Linked DNA regions of Mus musculus: region 2 is linked to region 1. Evidence: chromatin contacts called from ENCODE Hi-C or POLR2A ChIA-PET data. All regions are on one chromosome and are shown on one strand. Each heading gives the region's core, a stretch centred on a gene start or an enhancer-like site at or near the end of the contact. The rest is flanking DNA. Distances are from core to core; before and after follow the strand shown. Region 1 holds the start of Rnf141 (ring finger protein 141). Region 2 overlaps Mrvi1 (MRV integration site 1).

Region 1 (4,561 bases), core at 720-3,219:
TAAATCCTTTCTTTCATAAGAGCTGCCATGGTCATGGTGTCTCTTCACAGCAACAGAAAGTGACTAAGACATATGTTTAGGTAACACTATTTAATAAAATAGTGATCTTATTTTGTTTACCATCTGGGTTCTTCATTATGTTTATGCAAACATAAAAAGGAACTTGTTATGCTAAGCAGCGGCTGCCTAGACTGGTCATTAATTATTTTAATATAACTACCACGTTATATCACCTTGGTCTTGCAATCTCTCCTTTATTTCAGTCTTTGTGGTGCTCACTATAAAAAGGAATACAGGTCCCACTTTATAAAACTGTGCTTTATGGAGACTATTTTTTTTCTGACTGGGCTCAGGTTAGACAAAGATATGAACCTTTAAAACATGAAGCAGCTACATCTTTACCCCATAACTTTTTGGGAATGTAGTTGGCATATACTAAACTATATATGAGTAAGGTGTACAATTTGAGAAGTTTTCATATTACATTCATGTCTGTGGTGTCATGCTCTAAGACAGTGAACATAGCCAATACCCTAAAATGTTTCTTCTTACCCTTTGAAGGTTTGGAGGACTTGTGTTTGAGTCTGAGCCAAGGCTTAAACATGCTAGGCAAGTGTTTTACCGTTGAGTCAGCCACCTCTAGTTCCCATTCTAACACTGTAGTGTTTCCTACCTGACACCACCCGCTAAGCAACCACTGATCTGATTTTGCCACTAAAGATTCCTGGGGGCGGGGGCTATTCTAGAAAATTTTTTTGGAAGGTCTATCTTCTTTCAGCCTAAGTATTTCAGGCTCATCCACATTGTTAAGTGTGTCAATCATGTATTCTTTATTATTGCTGAGTAATATTCCATTGTGTGACTTTATTTCAGTTGTTTTCCATTCACCTGTTGATATGTTGTCATAGGGTTTCTACTGCTGTGAAGAGACACCATGATCAGAGAAACTCGTATAAAGGAAAACAATTCATTGGGGCTGACTTAGAATTCCGTGGTTTAGTCCATAATAGTCATGGTGGGAAGCATGGCAGCACACAGGCAGACATGCTGGAGAGGTAGCTGAGAGTTCTACATCTGGATCAGCAGGCAGCAGGAAGAGAGAGTGACACTGGGTCTGACCTACGCATCTGAAAACTCAAAGCCCACCCCTAGTGACATATTTTCTCCAACAAAGCCTTATCTATTGCAGCAAGGCCACACTTCCTAATAGTGCCATTCCCTGTGGGCCTATGGGGACCATTTTCATTCAAACCACCACATCAGGTATCTGATGTTGGTGTACTAGTCTTCATGTGGATCTATTCTAGAAGCAGGATGACTGGACTATGTGGTTGGAATGTTTGTGCTTAGGTTTTAAAGAAATGGCCACAATCTCGTTCCACAATGATTGTATCATTTTACATCCCCAACAGACAATCTGAACAGATTTGTTCAGCATCTTTGTCAATATTTAATACAGTTCTTTTCATTTTAGCCACTGTGGTATTGTATTGATAATTCACTTCCCTTCTAATTTGCATAATGGTCTCAGACATCATTTCATGTGCTTATTTGCTATCCATAAATCTAAAAGGCTAGTCTAGTCTTTGGCCATTTAAAAAAATTGTGGGTTTTTTTGTTGTTGTTGTTGTTTTTTTTTTTTTTGGGGGGGGGAGGGGTAAGAATTGTGTATTCTAATTAGAAGTCCTTTGTTAAATATATTTTGCTTTTCCAAAGCCTGTGACTTGCCTCTTCATTTTTTTGTCCTTTTTTACAAAAGTATTTAATTTTATTGATTTCTATGTATGTGACTATTTTGCCTACAGGTGTGTGTCAGCAGCCTTGAGCTACAAAAACCTCCAAAGCCAACAGGGGGGGGTGGAGCTCCGTCTCCAGGCAACGCGCGAGGGCGTGGCCTTACGTCACTGAGGTGCGACTGGTTTGCGGGCCGCGCCGCTGCCGCCTAGCGGGTTTAGCTAAGCAGCAGCCGAGGCGGTGTCCCTGGTGCGAGGAGAGCGATGCCTTGAACTGGGTGAGCCTTGCAGCGCCGCCCCTTCGCTGTGTCCCTTCCCAGCCACTCCACGGTCCTGGAGTAGGGAGTGGAGGCCCGGGCAGCACCAGGGTGTGAAACCGGGCTTCAGAGGAGCTAGGGCCCCTTGTCAGGGCCTCGGCTGCGGGCTTTGGGCACCGATTCCTGGGCGGGTGGAGACTCTGGGTCCGCCTTCTCGGTGGCGGTGGAGACTCTGGGTCCGCCTTCGCGGTGGTGCTGAGGAGAGCTTTCAGAGATCAGCTCGAGCGGTTTTGAATCTTGGCGCTGGCGCACTGAGCAGTTTAGCTGTTGGTTAGCAGAGCAGGTGCGCCAAGGAGGGGCTGAGGGGCGGGTGCTGGGGCCAGGGCGGCAGGGTGGCCACAGGGCAAGGCTTCTGAGGGAGAGCCTGGGCCCGTGGTGTCGGCCAGCCCTCCTACTAAACCCGCCCCGGCAGTGCACCCGGGCCCTTGCTTGTCAAGCTAATTGCTACCTTTTGAGGACCGACATTAAAAAAAAAGTTTCCTTGCTAATCATAATTGTAGGGTAAGTTGCCTTCTGTGTGCAGTTTCATTACAAAACTGTGGGGTTACTGTTGTTGCAATTTGTCTCCAGCCTACCTTCATATTCTTCATATTCCGACCCAGCCCCATTTCCTGATGCCCAGCATTTCTTGTCCTTCTTCTGGAGTACATGTAGCTCCAGTAACACTCCCAGTTGCTTTTAATCCGTGCTTCTCAAACTAAGACCATCTTTTCCACACCCCCTTACCGTGCTTGCTATAGAATGAAATTCACCCTTTAGACTTTTACTTGGGCTTGAACTGTCACCCGACCAATGGTCCTGATAGTTGTCCTTGAAAAGTAATGCCTTCTGAATTCAGAGCCCTCAGGACTTGCGTGGATTTTGTTTTACCCCTTTTGTGCTGGCTGGTTTCGGTTTCTGTCTTAACATGATTGTGTTTTTCAAGACTATGTTATCTTTGTCATTTGGCGTAAGGGAACCATATATATAAGGGACATATAGGATAGATATTCTCTGAATATATCTAAATTCTTTTAACTAGAGGAAGTTGATTTCTCTTTCTAAAAAGGTAGAGAAGGTGCAAAGAGAATATTTTTCTTTCTAAGTCAGAGTGTACTTACTACTTGGTGTGTGCTTTGTCAGGCTGTCTATAATACTTGCCAATTTTCCAAGAATCCATGAAAGGATGAATGGATAATCTATAAGGAAAATTAACAACTGGTGCTATTAGAACTCCAGCACTTACTCAGTACTCTGTTTGTTTATAGGTTTTCAGGTTTTATTTTATTTTATTGAGATTTCTTTAGTTTTATTTCTCCTCCTTAATACCTTTGACCCCAGAACAGGCATTCTAGATTCTATACCGACTCTGACCAGCCTAATCATTGGATATCTGTATAAACTTAGAGTTTGTATAAATAGTGAATAATAAGTTAAGTAGTGTCATTCGAGCCCCAATTGTAGAACTTAGTATGTATTACTAAGATGGAAGATGGTACAAAATTTAACAAATTTCAAAGGTGCCTTTGATACCGAAGTCATTGTTGACTAGTCATCTGATGTGACACCAGAAGTCAGCCTTAGGTCTGGATAGACTACACACCTAGTGGCCAGCAAGTCCCAGGGATCTTCCTGTCCCTGCACACACACACACCCGGCCTGGCACTAAGATCACAAGTGTGCCACTGCGCTGTCCTTTCACATGAGTTCAGGGGTAGAACTGAGGCCCGGGTGCTTCCTGGAGGTCCTTTCCCAGCTGAACTCTCCAGCCCTCACCCAGTTGTCTTGCACTTTGATGGGCTCAGTTTTCCTCTGTGTCATTTCTGAATGACTTATGTTTCACATTTTCAGGGAGTTCCTTGGGTGAGTATTATTAGTGATGCAGTTGTGTTTCTTATAAGGAATACTTGAACTTCAACAACTCATTTGTTAGAAAAAGAAGCAATTGACTGTGTGTGCCACCCACTGAAGAATGTGGCACATCCTTGGAATCCTTGATATCCCTGTGAGTTTCAGAATAACAGCTCTTTCTCAGAGACCCTCAGGCTGCTCTTGGGAAGCACATCTCTGTCTTAACTAGAAGAGGTCACAGCTCTTTGAGGAATCTTGACCACAGACTTGTATTTTACTGAAACTTATTGCCAGTGGTTTGCAGGTTTACATATTATATCTGTAAGCAATACTACTGTTCTGTGATAGATGTGTGTGTGTGTGTGTGTGTGTGTGTGTGTGTGTGTGTGCGCGCGCGCGCACGCATGTGTGTATGATAACTTCACAATTTTATCCATAAATATCATTTTAACTGCCATGTCATGTTAGTGTGAATGATTGAGCTAATAAAAGAATACTAGATGAATGATAAAAAAGTATTTCTATATTGACTAGAGAAATACTATATACTTATCTACTACCCAAGAGCACAGGTGTGTGTCCTGAAGACTCAAGGGGGAACTGAGTAAAGCGACTTCATTGAACGATACGTGCTGTTCATATATGGATGAACAACACTGAAAAGGCTGGTGACTGAAGAGC
Region 2 (4,561 bases), core at 1,525-4,024, 76 kb before region 1:
GACCAGTAACACTCCAGCTCCAATGAGAGTATCTAGTGAGAGTATCTACTAGCAAGGACACATTGTTACAGGCCACTGGGCTGTTCAGAGAGCTTCAGAGAGGAAGTGGCTCAGTCAGTAGTGTTCTACTAACATGCACAAAGCCTTAGGTTCCCAGAGTCACATAAAACAATGTGTGGTGGTAACTGTAATTCCAGGACCAGAGAGGTAGAGGCAGGAGGATCAGAAATTCAAAGTCATGTTCAGCTATATTGGAAATTTGAAGCCAGTCAGAGATAGATAGATGATAGATTGACATATAGATATATAGATAGAGGATAACTTGATATATAGATGATAGGTAGATGATAGATAGATAGATAGATAGATAGATAGATAGATAGATAGATAGATAGATAGATAGATGATAGTCTTGGTCTTCTGTGATGTTCTGGGCTGGAGGCTTAGAAAGATGAACAATTTACACAGAACTCCCACCCTCCAATACAAGGCCCAAGGTACCTGGTAGCTTAAAACAAGGCTGGGCAGAGCCACCTAAAGTGGTCCACATCTCATATCCCTGGAGGCAAGTGAGGACAAAGGGGGCAGACAACTGGAGATTCAGCTTCATAGACTTTAGAGGCAGGGAGAGTAGGCCACTCCCTCAGAACTCTCCACATCCCTGCAGGTCACTCACTCTCTCCCGGCAAGGGAAGTCGCAGAGAACCTGGAAGTTCATGCTACCAGCTGGTGTGGCACCGAGACCTGCTCTGTACCCTGCCCAGTGTGCTGGTAGCTGAGGGACTGTGGACCTCTGGCTTGCCAAGTATATATCGAGGGCATGGCCTGAATTCTGTTGCCATGGCCTGGGCACTCTTTGTTATCCCTTTTCTTTCCCCTAGCCCAGAGGCCAGTCGCTCAAGTGACTTGGGAGACTGAGAACCCTTGGATGTCACCAGGAACCAGGATATCACCCAGACATCCCGAGAGGGCCCTAGTCTGACATGGATTGGCTTGGAGCAAGGGTAGCTTATTGGGTCCTCCAGCACCCCCAACCTTGCTCTGCATGCTCAGTCCCCCAAGCAGTGACTCTCAGGCTTCATTTGTCTGGAGGTGCCACAAAGATCATTGAGGAAGGACTGTCACTTACACAGAAGGGCAGGGTAGGAGGCTGCTCCCAGCAGTGAGACCATCAAGAATTACTTCTAGAACAGCTGCATTCGTATCTAGGGGACCTTAATGTCCCCTAAGTTCTTAGTACCTCAGGATACCGCCCTGTGTCGTCACCTGAACTGTGTTCCTTCTTCCTCTCACCAAGGAACACATCCTGATGAGAAACCAGAACCTGGTGGGGTTCAAGCTCCCTGAACTGAGTGAGGCCGCGGAGCAGGACAAAGGTAGGCGGAGGGGGAGGGGCTTGGGGGGGGACCTGTGTGCCCTCCCAGGGCTGGTTAGGCCGGTGGCGTTCTATGTGTGAACACTCGATTTCCCATCAGTCTTTGTGCATGTGTGAAGGAAACAGATTGTATAGTCCACTGAGGCAGAGCACGCTCAAGTCTGTCTCCTTCCTGCCACCCCGCCCTATCCCTGTTAGTGGCATTGGGTCTGGAAGGCGCCCCAGGCCTGAACTTTTGACATTGCTTTTCCCTTACACCCAGGAAGCTACCCAAATAGAGCAGTTCCTCTTTTCAAGACACCAGAGCTCTCTCTTTTCAATCTGCTGTCATCACAAAGTCCATAATCCAGCCCTGCCCTGCTGGGTGTCTGCATATCCCTTCCTCCAAGCCTTCTGCTCTCCCCCAGGCCACACACTCTGCCACACTTCTCTGAAAATACAGACAGAGGCTGGATCCTCCCTGTTCCTGCCTTCGTGCGTCCTTCCTCTGAGTTCGCTGATGTCCCGGGGTGAGCCACAGCTGTCCATCCTGGCTCTGCTACTGAGTGAACAAGCTCTGTGGCCTCACCGGGCCTGATCCCCACATCCCACATTGTTACACGGGGCTATCATAGTTGCCTCGAACATTATCAAGACGAGTACACAAATGAAACTCTATTTACAGTATGCCTAGAGCAGCACCCGGTGCATAGTGAGTGCTGTCTAGGTGCCAGCCGTTAAGATCCCCAGAGATGCTACTGGGCCCCAAGAGCCCGTATCTCTCTCTGGGGATATGTCCATGTGTGCACATGTGTGTCTGTACATACTGTAAGCTATATGCTTACATTCACAGTGCTGCCTGGCACTGATAAGCCCTGAGTAAATACTTAACTGAACAAATGGTGCACAGGGGAGATACCGAGATAGCTGCTTAAAAGCAACCAATAGCCAGAATGCTTCGTGATGGCCAGAGAAGAAAGAACATGCTTTTAGGGATGCTTCTAGAAGGGCAGGCTCTCTGTTCTTCCCTCTTCCTCAGGCCTGTGGGCACTCACTCCCTTGTCTCTACGTGTTCTGTTGAATCATTGCACCTGTCTCTTAAAGGAGCCGGTCTGTCCATCTGCTCCAAAATCACCCTCATTCCTTATTTTGTATTTATGAATATATATATGCATATATGTCTTGTCTTTTGTTGGTACTTATTAATTTAAGTGGTGATATGTACAATGTTATATGTAACTATATATATGGCACTAATGTTACCATTTTAATCATTTTCAGCATGTGGGGCAGTGGCCTTAGGTCCAGTCTTGCTGTATTGTGCAGCCATCGCCACCGTCCATCCACAGACCCTTTTCATCTCCCTCAATTGCAGCCACACCCATGAGGCACAGCTGTCTGTGCCCCTCCCCCAGCCCCTTGCACTCCCATTTCACTTCCTGTTTCTGTGGATTATGTCTTCTCTAGGTCCCTCATTTAAACAAAGCCATACAACATTTTACCGTCTCCTTCTAATGTCATCTCAATAAATCCTCTCTAGTGTTTTGCAGACTCTAAGTCATTGGCAACTCAGATTTAGTCTCCCCCCAGGAAACTAAGAGGCAGGGACTTCTGCTCTCACCTTATTGTTAAGGAAACTGAGGCCCAAAGGACTGCTGATTCCATCACATGGCTTTGCCATCCCAGGAGCAGTTATGAAACATGTTTTAGCATTATTTAATTTTAGATAAACTAATCCAGAGGAGGTTGGCTTGTGGGGGGCAGGGCAGTGAGAGCAAAGCCAGTGTCCTGAAACTTCTGAAACTTCCACCTTTCTCCTGTGGGCACGGGTGTGCGTCAGGCTTCACAGAGCACCTCTGGAAGGGCACACTCCCCTCCCACACTGTCTATGGCTGGTGTTGTCATCTTATGAATCACTGTTCTGGGCTGACATACAATAACCACCACCTTCTCAGTTAACAAGGTTTCAGAGGTCCTGTCTGTCTGTTTGTTTGTTTTTCGAGGCAGGGTTTCTCTTTATAGCCCTGGCTGTCCTGGAACTCACTTTGTAGACCAGGCTGGCCTCGAACTCAGAAATCTGCCTGCCTCTGCCTCCCGAGTGCTGGGATTAAAGGCGTGCGCCGCCACGCCCGGCTCAGAGGTCCTTTTTTAAAGGACTGAATTATTTTTAAAAAATTAACCATCTCTAGCTGGGTATGGTGGCACATGCCTATAATACCAGCACTCTGGGGGCAGAGGCAGGAGGCTCTCTGTGAGTTCGAGGCCAGGCTTTAACTACATACTGAGTTACAGAGAGTCAGGGTGATGTATCTAGACCTTGTCTCGATAAGTAAAAGCAAGCAAACAAACAAATAAATAAAGCACCTTAGAGATGGGGAGATGGCTCGGGGGTAAGAAGGCTTGCTCTACAAGCATGAGGATCTAAGTTTGAGTCCCCAGCACCCACATACAGAGCCGGTCATATGCATAGCGACAATGCATGCCTGTAGCACCAGAGCTGTGAGGAGTGGAGACAGGAGGATTGCTATGGTTTGCTGGCTGCCAGCCTATCTCCAGATCCTTCAATGAATGACAGAGCAAGAGCAGCCGACATCTCCCTCTGTGTACATACACACACACACACACACACACACACACACACACACTCACACACACACACACAGACACACACAGACACACAGACACACACAGACACACACACACAGACACACACACAGATACACACACACAGACACACACAGACACACACACAGACACACATACACAGACACACACACACACAGACACACACACAGACACACACACAGGCACACACACATACACAGACACACACACACAGACACACACACAGACACACACACAGACACACATATACACAGAGGCATAAATCACATACATTTATAAATACTTTTAATTGTTTTATTAACACACTAGAAAAACCTCCTAAGAGTTTATATTCATGAGGTTGGAGAGGTGGCTCAGCAGTTAAGAGCACTTGCTGCTCTTGCAGAGGACCTGGGTGTGCATCCCAGCACCCACATGGCAGCTCACAACTATCTGTAATTCTGGTTCCAGGGAGCCAAGACCCTCTTCTAGCCTCCTGCAGCGCCGACCCCCATATGCTGCAGATGCAGACAACTTCTCATACACATAAAAATAACAAATGTTTTTGAAAAGCTCTTATCCATAGCTTGATTCTTTCCAATA

The links. A loop is a pair of places that touch in the nucleus more often than their neighbours do. ChIA-PET counts read pairs that join two places held with the same protein, here RNA polymerase II (POLR2A).
Region 2: a map of mature B cell shows a loop between it and region 1 (2.1-fold over the local background). The contact joins the enhancer-like site here to the promoter of Rnf141 in region 1. A Hi-C loop is called at or near these places in 3 of 37 maps with a recorded cell type or tissue (CH12F3, gastrocnemius and mature B cell). POLR2A ChIA-PET finds 5 or more read pairs at or near these places in 3 of 5 experiments (Patski and embryonic stem cell).

What each region holds. Positions count from the first base shown.
Region 1 is chr7:110,841,789-110,846,349 of GRCm38, reverse strand. Rnf141 (ring finger protein 141) reads left to right here and starts at 1,969. Exons shown (of 6, transcript NM_025999.3): 1 at 1,969-2,011.
Region 2 is chr7:110,918,129-110,922,689 of GRCm38, reverse strand. Mrvi1 (MRV integration site 1) reads left to right here. Exons shown (of 21, transcript NM_194464.3): 10 at 1,298-1,376. Among named protein-coding and RNA genes, the nearest start is that of Gm16336, 15 kb to the right of the region's middle. Within about 2 kb of position 2,774, at least 1 of the 3 ENCODE cell types and tissues checked has a DNase peak (open chromatin) inside an H3K27ac peak, as active enhancers do.